Regions from separate parts of the Homo sapiens genome. Here region 2 is linked to region 1. A link is a contact called in ENCODE Hi-C or POLR2A ChIA-PET data. All regions are on one chromosome and are shown on one strand. Each heading gives the region's core, a stretch centred on a gene start or an enhancer-like site at or near the end of the contact. The rest is flanking DNA. Distances are from core to core; before and after follow the strand shown. Region 1 overlaps KLHL29 (kelch like family member 29). Region 2 overlaps KLHL29 (kelch like family member 29).

Evidence for each region. A loop is a pair of places that touch in the nucleus more often than their neighbours do. ChIA-PET counts read pairs that join two places held with the same protein, here RNA polymerase II (POLR2A). Pooled maps may share reads with other maps.
Region 2: a map of CD4-positive, alpha-beta T cell shows a loop between it and region 1 (8-fold over the local background). The contact joins two enhancer-like sites. A Hi-C loop is called at or near these places in 3 of 168 maps with a recorded cell type or tissue (CD4-positive, alpha-beta T cell, naive thymus-derived CD4-positive, alpha-beta T cell and prostate gland) and 7 of 50 pooled maps. POLR2A ChIA-PET finds 5 or more read pairs at or near these places in 1 of 52 experiments (CD4-positive, alpha-beta T cell).

The regions. Positions count from the first base shown.
Region 1 is chr2:23,450,593-23,456,095 of GRCh38, reverse strand. The region is part of intron 1 of KLHL29 (kelch like family member 29); the gene reads right to left. The region is part of intron 1 of LOC124907741 (a long non-coding RNA gene); the gene reads left to right. Among named protein-coding and RNA genes, the nearest start is that of LINC02923, 66 kb to the right of the region's middle. RefSeq lists enhancers at 2,063-2,562, 2,927-2,986, 2,563-3,064, 3,607-3,706. Within about 2 kb of position 2,800, at least 6 of the 41 ENCODE cell types and tissues checked have a DNase peak (open chromatin) inside an H3K27ac peak, as active enhancers do; they include prostate gland, where a contact is called at or near this core.
Region 2 is chr2:23,531,766-23,537,268 of GRCh38, reverse strand. All of the region lies in intron 2 of KLHL29 (kelch like family member 29), which reads right to left. Among named protein-coding and RNA genes, the nearest start is that of LINC02923, 150 kb to the right of the region's middle. RefSeq lists enhancers at 477-1,352, 4,216-4,275. Within about 2 kb of position 4,253, at least 2 of the 41 ENCODE cell types and tissues checked have a DNase peak (open chromatin) inside an H3K27ac peak, as active enhancers do; they include prostate gland, where a contact is called at or near this core.

The DNA.
Region 1 (5,503 bases), core at 1,551-4,050:
TCTCACAGTTCTGGAGGCCAGAAGTCCAAGATCAAAGTGTCAGCAGGTTTGGTTTCTTCTGGGGCCTCTTCTCCTTGGCTTGCAGGTGGCCGCTTTCTCACGAAGTCCTCACACAGTCTTTCCTCTTTGCATGCACATTCCTGTGTCCCTCTGTGTGTCTTCTTTTTATAAACACACCAATCAGGTTTCACCTTAATCACCCCTTTAAAGGCCCTATGTCCAAATACAGCCACATTCTGAGGGATTGGGAATTAGGGCTTCAGCATGTGAATTTTGGGGAGACACAATTCAGTGCCTAACTGTGGCTGACTAACAAATGAACCACATGGCAGAATTTACAAAATCAGGAGACTCTACTCGGGAGGCTGAGGCAGGAGAATCTTTTGAACCTGGGAGGCAGAGGTTGCAGTGAGCCGAGATGGTGCCACTGCACTCCAGCCTTGGTGACAGATGGAGACTCGGTCTCAAAAAAAAAAAAAAAAAAAAAAAATCAGGAGACCATCCCTCAGCTGACGCTTCTCTTCATCACTCAATGGCAAACTTGTCTGCCTGTCCTCAGGGAAACTTCTTAGAGCAGAAAGGCAAATAAAATTCACAAACCAAAATATCTTACATTAACTGGATTTCCACTTATTTATTTGCTTTTTAACAAAGACCTTCACTAACAACAGACCAAACCAATGTTGATAACAACAGTAATGATAAACCAACCAAATCTAGCAAAACTATTTCAACTTAAAATAGGTTAAAGTTGAAGAACATATTTTAGGCACGAGGTGTAACTCTGAATCATAATACACGGTATTTATAAAATATATTTTCAGGTAACCTTTTTACAGAGCTTTACTAATCAGTCACAAGAGGTCAAGGATTATGGAAGTGGGACAATTTTATGGGTGGGCCAAGATTTTGTTATTGATAATGTCAGCAACTAAAGACAACAGCTCTACCAGAAGGAGCCAGGCCTGAGAAGAGGCCACATTCAAGAGACATCAAAGGGTGATCTTATTTAATTCACAATAAATTTGTCTTCAGAGATGACAAACTGATTGCACAGAGGCTGCAGATGCGAGAGAAATAAATGCCCCCCCCCCAACCCACTGTTCCTGTTTCTACGAGTTGTCAAATTCAGCTGACAGCCCTTAGCCCTCTTTAATGGAAAGGCGCCACGGAATTCCATGCCAAGTGCCAAGGGGTAGACAACCTGGCTGTTTAATCTGCATTCTACACTTGGCACCTGGCATAGTGTCTGGTGGGCAGGAGGCACCGAGGAATATTTGTTGTACAAAATTTAAAAAAAAATCATTGAGGAAGAGATCTGGGCAAGGCGGGGAGAGATTGCAGAAAAAAACGCAAGAACAGAGGAATAGCAAAAAACAGGAACTACAAGCAGAGTGCTTAGCAGTCACGAGAGACTGTGCAAATGAAATAACGAAATCATTATTCAGTCCTCTGATATGATTATACAAGGAGACAGAAAAAGCTGACGAAATAACTGCTTTAAAATGTATAATCTTCATCTTGTAAAAATAAAACCGGGATTTTGTAAAGAATGTATATCAAAGTTATACAAAAACATCAAGACTATACAATTTATAGACAGATTTAAATGGAGTCTGCCTGGGGGTTTAAATAAAATCCATCCTACTAAGCATAAAAATAAAATTCGTTTTAAAACAATTACTCTGTGAAATAAAGAATAAACATACTCGTTTAATCTTTAACTAAGCTCATCCTACAATATAATCCACTAAGTCCCCTCACTATGGGACTGGAATGGGACACAGGACGTGACAGGAGGGGAGGGGAGGTGACAGGCTGAGTTCTGAGGCAAGGCTGTGTCCAGATCTCAAGGGGCCGGGGCGGGAGGGTCAGGGGCCCAGCTTTCTCCTCGGGCAAGGAGAGCCAATTGAGGTCTTAAAGGAAGAACTGACTCAATCGAATGTGTATTTCAAAAGATGACCCACAGGTTAAAAGTCCCTAATGAAAAAAGTAGCCATCAGCTGACACAAATACAACACAATTAGGCTAGGCTCTTCAAAGCAGACCTGGCCTCCTCATTTGCTGTTTTAATGGGCATTTAGTCAGCAAGCGGACCTTGGGTCCCGGGTGTAAGGCTCACTGCCCTGGTTTCAAACGCTGTAAAATCCCCTGGACACAGAAAGTCTCCTCAAATGCAGTTCTAAAACCTCCTCCCCATTTTTAAAGGGTAAATGCAGGTTAAATAAAAAGTGCTAGAGTTTGCCCATTGTAAGTTACCAGTGAGCCCGAATTTTCTTCTAAAAAAAAAATACAAAACAAAATACCAAGTCCCTCTTATTTTATGATCTTGCTTTTTCTAAATATTCATATAAGGTGACCTTTTCAAAGCACGGCTTGGAACTGAAAACATGCTGATAATAAATCGTGTTTCTCTGGCTTAATTGAAGCCCTGCCTTAGCCCGGAGTCAGGGCCGCTGCCGTCCATTTCTCAGGGTGCCCAGAGAAGCAGAGCTCAGTGGGCATCCTGGGGCTGCCAGAACCCAGCAGGGGCTCCGGCTCCAGGGGAAAGGTCCCCCCACTGCACTCCCAGCAAGGTTGTTCCTTCAAGGTGAGCTCTTTCCCCAGAATTCCCATGTGGCAGGAAGGAAAATGCTGCACCCACACTTCTATTTTCAATCGCATTTCTGAAAAGCCTCAATGTGGGAGATGCATTGTTAGCAAAGTCCCACAGCTTCAGGGGAATCCTGCCTGTGGGCCCTTGGCTGGCAACCGCTGCATTTTTCTGTCACACAGGACAGGTAGTTCCCGGGCAGAAGAAGACACAGCTCCTGTGACGTGGTGACTGAGCTACGGTGTGGTTACATCAACCAGCTGTTTATGGTGGGGCCAGGGAGTGTTTGCCAGAGAATTTTCAGAGACACTGTCTAAACCCTCAAGTCAATAAGAACATCGTAGGCATAGACAAGAAACGTTTTTTAAAATTTACTTTTACTTTTTTTTTTTTTAATGAAACATACACTCCTATAAAAGGAGACAACACAGTTCTTGTTCTTTAGAAGTTTACGGTCTCTCAGGGGAGGCAAACCCAGACCCAGACATGGAAAAGACATAAAAACACACAAAGAAACCACAGTCCCAGCATAAAGGAAGTGGTTATGTGGAAGCGCAGCTCAAGTGCTGGGGGATGTGTGTGTGTGTGTGGGCGGGGGGGTGACCAGTCTTCAGAGTCCCTCAACAGAGCCCACTTACTCTCCTAAAGTTCTAGCACCTGAAGACAGAAAGAAGAACGTTCCAAAAGCAAGCCAGTAAGTATGTCAGCGTTGAGGGATACATTTTTCTTTATTTTATCTGGTGGCCTTTCTAAATGTGTTGGTGTCATTTTTACAGTTAACAATGTAAATGCACTGCTGTATATCAGTATATAAGAGATACTTCTAGAAAGAAGACCAACAGGGACAGTGGCTCCTCTCAACGAGGGCTGTGATTATGCTCAGAGTAAAAATTACTGAGGACACAAAGGCGGGGCTGATGGCATGAGTGAACCTGGCAGTCACCCTCCAGTGACGTTCCCAGAACTATTTCAGAGGCAGATGTCACTTTTCTCAGCTTCCCATCTGACACGGTTTGGATGTGTGACCCCTCCAAATCTCATGTTGAAATGAGATCCCCAATGTTGGAGGTGGGGCTTGGTGGGAGGCATTGGACCCTGGAGGATCCCTTGTGAATGGCTCGGCACCATCCCCTTGGTGATGAGTGAGTTCTTACTCAGTTCATGAGACTGCTGGCTGTGACAGTAAGGCATGATGGCTCACACCTGTAATCCTAGCACTTTGGGAGACTGCGGTTGGAGGATGACTTGGGCTCAGGAACTGGAGACCAGCCTGGACAACACAGTGAGACCCCATCTCTAAAAAAAAAAAAAGAAAAAAATTTTTTTTTCTGGGCACGGTGGGACATGCTTGTGGTCCCAGCTATTCAAGAGGCTGAGGTGGGAGGATCAACTGAGGGCAGGAGATTGGGGCTTGAATGAGATGTGATCGCACCACTGCACTCTAGACTGGGTGAAAATGCAAGACCTATTTCAAGAAAAAATAAAAATAAGAGTGGCACCTCCCCCTTCTCTTGCTCCCCCTCTCGTCATGTGACAGCCTGCTCCCTCTTCGCCTTCTGCCCTGATTAGAAGCATCCTGAGGCCTCTCCAGGAGAGGATGCCAGTGCCATGCTTCCTAGACACCCTACAGAACCATGAGCCAAATGAACTCCTTTCTTTATAAACTACCCAGCTTCAGGTACTTCTTTATAGCAACTAAAGAATGGACTAGTACATTACCCAATAGCAGGCCTGTGGGCCAGTTTTCTGGGTCAACGTTGATCCCTTCTACTATTCCTGTTAACTTAAACCCTGAGGAGTAAAATGGACTAATGTGCCCGTCCAAAATCCCTCCGTCTCCCACCTGGAGGACACTCACAAGGAAACAGCTGCTTTCACTGGGAGCTGGGGAGAAAAACTTTCTATTCCCTTAAAGGCAGAACCTCAGAGCCTCAAGTGGGGCCATGAGGCTGCCTTGGGAAGAGGGAGATGCAGGAGGCTCTAGACTTGGGTGAGAGCTTGCAAGGCGCATGCACAGCTTCCCAGTCCCCATGACCCAGGTGCAATTCATATGGGAAGAGCTGTCCACACTGCCACTGATGTTTGCTGTGGGAATGAAAACAAACAAGCAAGGCTCCCCAAACAGAGCTAGAAAGGCCTTCAGGGAACACAGGACAAGAAAGATGATGAGAACTCACATTCCCTGGGTCCCTACTGTGTTCCAGGCACAGCTCAAATACAGCCTTTACATGGATTTACCCAGGGAGTTCTATGGGAGTGATCACTGGAATTCTCTCTGTATTAAGATGAGGAGACAGACACAGAGAGGTTAAGTCACTTACCTAAAAACAAACCAGTTTTTAGGTAAGTGGAGTAGGATGTGGAGCCAGGATTCAAACTCAGCCATCTGGCTTCAAAGACAAACTTAAAAAAATTTCCTTAGTTTATGCTAAGTGAAAGAATTAAGTCACAAAAGACCGCATTATTGTATAATTCCATTGATATCCACTGTCCAGAACAGGGAAAGCTATAGACATAGAAAGTGGATCTGTCAGAAATCTGTTTGAGTGAAAAAGAAAAAAACAATAGATTAGTGGTTGCCAGTGATTGGGGGAAGGAAAAATGGGGATTGACTGCTAATGTGTATGGGGTTTCTTTTTGAGATGATGAAAATGCTCTAATATAAGCCATAGGGATGGTTGCACATATCTGTGACTATATTAAAAACCACTGAATTGTATACCTTAAATGGGTAAATTATAGGGTATGTGAACTATTTATCAATAAAGCTGTTGTTATTATTATTATTAACTTAGTTAAAACACATCTCCTGAGAAACAAACCAGAGGATACACAACTCTGCTTTCACTGGGGACCTGGGGAGACAGTGCAACTTCACTTCAAAGGGAAACGGATCCAAAAGAAAAACGG
Region 2 (5,503 bases), core at 3,004-5,503, 80 kb before region 1:
GTTCAGAGGGTAGCCAGGGGCACAGAAGCGGCAGCACTGCCCATGAAGGGTGGTGGCAGTGGCACCCACCAACTGAATTAGCCGACAGAGCCCGAGAGCAACCAGTGACTGAAAGGGAACTCAGGACAAATGCAAATTCAGAGACAGAAAGTCAGACTGCAAGAAAGTGGCATCCAGGGGCAAGGTGGCGTGGGACCAGAGTAGCATGTGCACCTCAAGTTTCTGCCAAGAACAGGGACGTAACGGACAAAATGGGGATGCCAGCAGGTCCAGAACAGCCCTTTACACCACACCTGAAGGAGAGAGAGCGAGAGAGGGAGAGAGAGAGAGCGAGAGAGGGAGAGAGAGAGTGTGTGTGTGTGTGTGTGTGTGTGTGTGAGATCTGTCTTTCGCTATTTCGTTAGTAGGAAGGGAACCAGAAGTTTGTCTCAGAATGTCACTCTCTTTCCTTTACTATAGGCATGGTACCTACTTATCTACATCAACCAGAACATAAACAGTACAGAGCTTCTTTTCACAGCACAGGCTCGGGCCCTTCCAATAGATTCTTTCTTTGTCCTCCTAACGGCCTGACTGCAGCAAACCTTCACGGAGAGAGATCAGGACTCAAGAATCCAGCAGTATTTTATAAACGAAAAGGTTGGCAGCCCCCTTCACAGGCTGCTGTGCCGAGCTCTCTCTCCTCTGAGCATGGGAAGGGTTGCCTGTGAGTTTGATGGGCCAGGCCTTCTGCCATTCAAAGAACAAATCAAAAATGGTCCCTGAGGCAAAACGGGGAGAGTCAGCCTCCTTTAAACTCTCCACGGCAGGCCTGCTCAGGCCGGCACCAGCCCCCTGCTGCGACAAGTACCCGGGTATCATTCTGAATTACAGGCCAGGAGCCAACCCGCTCTGACAGCCAAGCTGCCGTCCACACAGCGTACTCTAATTTCCGCAGCTTGGAGCCCCTTGGGTCTTGAGGATGGGGTCACCCCAATCATGATGCTGGGAGTTGCTGGGGCGATAAAGTAAAATTCACCCCTCCATCATCAGCTTCAGGATACACGTTGCCCGAGAGAGTCAGATGGGAAAATCAAGTTAAACCAGTGGCGCGATATGTGGTCACCCACCTTTGTCTTGACAAAAGGACCTGGCATTTAGGAAGGATACCTGTCGCTCTGAAAGGGCCTGGCAGTCAGAGAGGGCTTCTGTTTCCCACATTTTGATTCTCAGACCAGAAACCACATCCTCTGCTAAGCAGTCCCCTGAATGATAACATTTAAAATGTTGAAATTTAAGGGGGCCAGGAGGCTGCCTTAGGCCTGGGATTCTTTCGTTGCTCTTCTTTATTCTTTTTATTGTAATCAAATATACAAAACCTAAAACCGACCATTTTAGCCATTTTATGTGTACACTTCAATGGCATTAAGTACATTCTCAATGTTGTGTAACTATCACCACGATCCACCTCCAAAATGTTTCATCTTTCCAAACTGAAACTCTGCCCACTAAAAACAATAACTCCCCTTTCCCGCCTCCCCGAAACCCTGGCACCCACCGTTCTACTTTCCGTCTCTATGAATTTGCTCTAGGTACCTCGTATAAGTGGACTCATACCATATTTATCCTTTCCTTTGTCTGGCTCATCTCATTTAGCATAATGTCTTCAAGGTTCATCTATGTTGTAGTAGGTATCCATGACTATAGCATTCCCTTTCTTTTTAAGGCTAGATAATATTCAATTGTATGTATACAACACATTTTGTGTATCCATTCATTAATTAATGGACACCTGAGTTGCTTCTACCTTTTGGCTATTGTGAATAATGCTGCTATTAACATGGGTATACAAATATCTGTTAGATTTTACATTAATTTTAATCTTCTCTTCTCCTGTGAGAGGCAGGCCTCAGCCTGTGGCCGTGTGAGGCTTGGCTCTGATTCTTTGGAGGCAGGCCAGGGTGAGGTCTCCTGGGAGAGGGTGGCGAGGCACCTGTGTGTGGAGTCCTAGCTCAGGACTTAAAGGGTTAAGTTCCACAAATGCAGAGACTGTTCTGTCTCTTTTCCTCCCAGAGCAATCCTGTGCCATGCTGGCATGAGCTGCATTTCCCAAGGCCACAGGAAGACCACAACAGGCCCCTGTATCCAGCCTGTCTGGTCAGGCCACATTTTAAAAAAATTAACTAATTTTATGGAGATATAATGTCCATAAAGTAACTGTCCAAATCTTAAGTGCACAGTCTGATGAGTTTTGACAAATGCATGCACCTGCCTAACCACCACCCCAATCATGATACAGACCATTTCCATCAGCCCAGAAAGTTCCTTTGTGCCAGACGCATTTTAGCAGCTGCTTTTAGGGCCAGTCGATACTGCTGCAGCATCAACAGGATTAGGGGATCCAAAAAGCCTGCAGGGGGTTCTAGGCTGTGAAATCCAAGATGCCCTCAGCTCTAAGTGACCAGAAAAGGCACTGTTTTTTCTTTCTAATTCTGCAGTTGACTAGTCACCCACAGTAGTCTGTCAAGGGAAGTTTTGAAGCACTGGAGCCTCAAAGAGACTGTGGGACCTCAGCTTCACTCAACAACTCAAAACACATCCACTCTATGAGCCTCTGTGCCATACACAGAGCTGGGCCCTGCTGTGGCAGGAAAGGGGCAGCTCAGTGTAGCTGGAGAGACACTGAGCAGAAGAGAAGGAAGACGGGAACTTGGGCTGGAACAGAAGTTAGCATCTGTGATGCTGCAAAGAAATAAGTCATTCTGGCTAAGGCCAAACAGGAAGGCTTCTCGGAGGTGGGGGCATTCATAGTAGCCTCTGAAAGGACGCAAAGGATTTCAATAGAAAACAATAAAGAGAGGAAAATTCCACGCTGGGAAGACATAATGTGTCAACAAAGGCATTGAGACATAATAACCATCACTTATTAAATGCCTGTTAAGGAACAGGCATTGGGCTAGGTGTTGCACAAATGTGATTTTATCTAATAAAAATAACAATGATGAGAAGGACCCTACAAGGTAAGTCATACTAACTGCAATGTGGCCAAGTGACTTCCCAGGTTCACAAAGCATTGTACCTGGATTCAACACCAGGTCTCATGATCTGAAGCCCCGGTTGTCCTGTTTCCTGTGCTGTGGGAAGAAACACGATAAAATGGGTGCTGCTCAGCGGGATGTCAGACAGGAATCCCTGGTTGCTTGGAAAGGCATCCCCGAAACCGGGGACTTTCAACTATTGGCGGGTCCTTACTTGGTTCAAATATCAATTAAAATATCAGGAGGACTATTACATACCCCAAAAAGAGCTGTGGAAACACCTCATAGCGCACACGTTTCTTTAAAAAAAAAAAAACAACAGACACCATAGGAAAGTCTCATGTATTTAAAATAAAGGGAGTTAATTAGTAAATTTGTTTTTTCTGAAAGCAGTCTTATTGATACAAAATAGCCCAAACCGGGTTCACAAAGGTTGAAAACAGAGTTAGCTTATAATTAGCATTTCAACTGTCCACAAGCGGATCTTCTAGATTGTCAGCACAAGGAAATTCTGTTCTCTTCATTGGCGTAAATGCCCCAATTCTTATTTACACTGTTAGTCCCGGGAGAGTGGGGGGTCCTCACACTGTTACAAATGCCATCACCCAGCCCAAACGCCGCACCCCATCTGCAGCTGCCAGGGAAGGAGCTTTCAGGGAGCTCCCAGGTCTCCCAGCTTTGATCTGCGAGCCAGCGCCAAGGCTCCCCAGAGGCTGCACAGAGCTGCATCTACGACCCAGGGCTCCTTGTTTTGCATCAGCTGCTTCACTCCCGGCAGAGGCTCACGTTTTCTCTGACGCCAAATGCCATGAATCCTGCTGGGCCAGGAGCTACAAGTCTCCACAGGACCCCTCCCTGCTTAGACCATCCCAGCTTTCTTTCCAAAGGGGGTAGAATGCCAGCCCCAGAGGGTGGGGGAACTCTCAGAAAAATACTTCCCTGGATGCAAGAGTCCGCATCAAACCCATGCCCTAGGACTAGCCCACAAGCAGCCACATCAGAAGGCACTGCTTACTTGTGCACACACAGATCTGCACACACTCACACATACGCATGGTTTCTCTGCTGCCTTTGACCCCCAGGCCTGCCGTATGTGTACACCTTTTCCTCCCCCAATATCTCCAAACCACTTTACGTGCTCAGGAAAAACTGAGAGACGCTCTCACACAGGGAAGCCACTGGTTGGCAGAAAATCCCTTGAACTCGTCAAAGACCAGGCCAGGCAGCACCTTCTGCTCCTCAGCTTGGGGGCCTGTGAGTTGCAGAGACGTAGAGGGAACCCTCCCCTCGGCCCCCAGGCTTTCTCACCGCCAGCTGAGCTCCTCCTCTCGGCCCACGTGCACACACAGCTGTGGGGCTGTCTCCCTTCTCAACAAAAGTTCGTCTCTCTCCAGTTGGTAGCCTGGAGCCGGGCCAATCCTCCCCTTACCCTGAACGCGCCTCGATTTGCAGAGGCCTGTGGCGAACAGTCTCCCTGCCCTGATCCTTCTCCCCGTGCAGAGGGTGTAGTGGGTGAGGCTGGGAACACACCTCCTCCCACCTGACACCCACCCCCATGCTGACCCCAAACCACAGGCCTCTAGTGAGCTCCCCACCGCCCAGGCCTCAGTCCCAAGTTAAGATAATCTTACAATCTTGTCACTCCAGTGGTGCATTCTTGAAGGAAGTGTTTTAGCTTCAAAGGAAAGTGAAAGTGAGATTTTAACATAGGAGCAAGAAAAAGTCTAACCTTGGCGATGCACATCCCACAAAGCTCCACTAGCAGGGGCCTGGGTGCCGCCCTGGGTGCTGCCCTGGGTGCAGAGGGTGCGTGGGCTCCCCATTCCCTTCACCAGCTCCCACCGTCTCCATTCTGCTTCAAGCCAAGCACACTGCAAACCAGAGTACTTTTTCTCCTTGCCAGTGAGCCGGTGTTGTCTATGTACTGCAGGAGGAGGCCATTACAGGGAGTTAATAGAGTTTTAAATTTGTTTTTAAATTTTACAATGCACTTCATCAAATTCAGTGTCTGAGCACAGCATCATGTTCAGACCAGGCAGCACATGTCAAATGGCCTCAGCCTTCCCCTCCACCCCTCTCCCACCAGGAAAGGTTAACTCTTTGGAGTAACTCCCAGGCATGGCCCCAGTGGAGCGGGTTCTGGTCTGTGGGGGGTCGTTGTGGAATAGGCCCAGTGGAAAGGCTGCTGACTTATTTGAGATGCTCTGGGCAGCTTCCATGGTCAAGGGCCGTCGAGGCTTCCACTGGGCCTTGGTCGTCCCGTTGAGGTCCCTTACTGAGGTGGCACTTGGGAGTCGTGGCGACTTGGTTCTTTCAGGTTCACATCTCTATGGTCCCAGGTGTCAAAGAGGGTGAGAAAGTATCCAGGGCACAGACGTGGAAAGCAAATAGTATAGTGCAGTCTGCTGATGAGGAACAGATGGGAGCACATTTCTGCTATTTTTCACCCAGAAGGATTTCCTTTAAGGACATGTTCAGCTGAACCT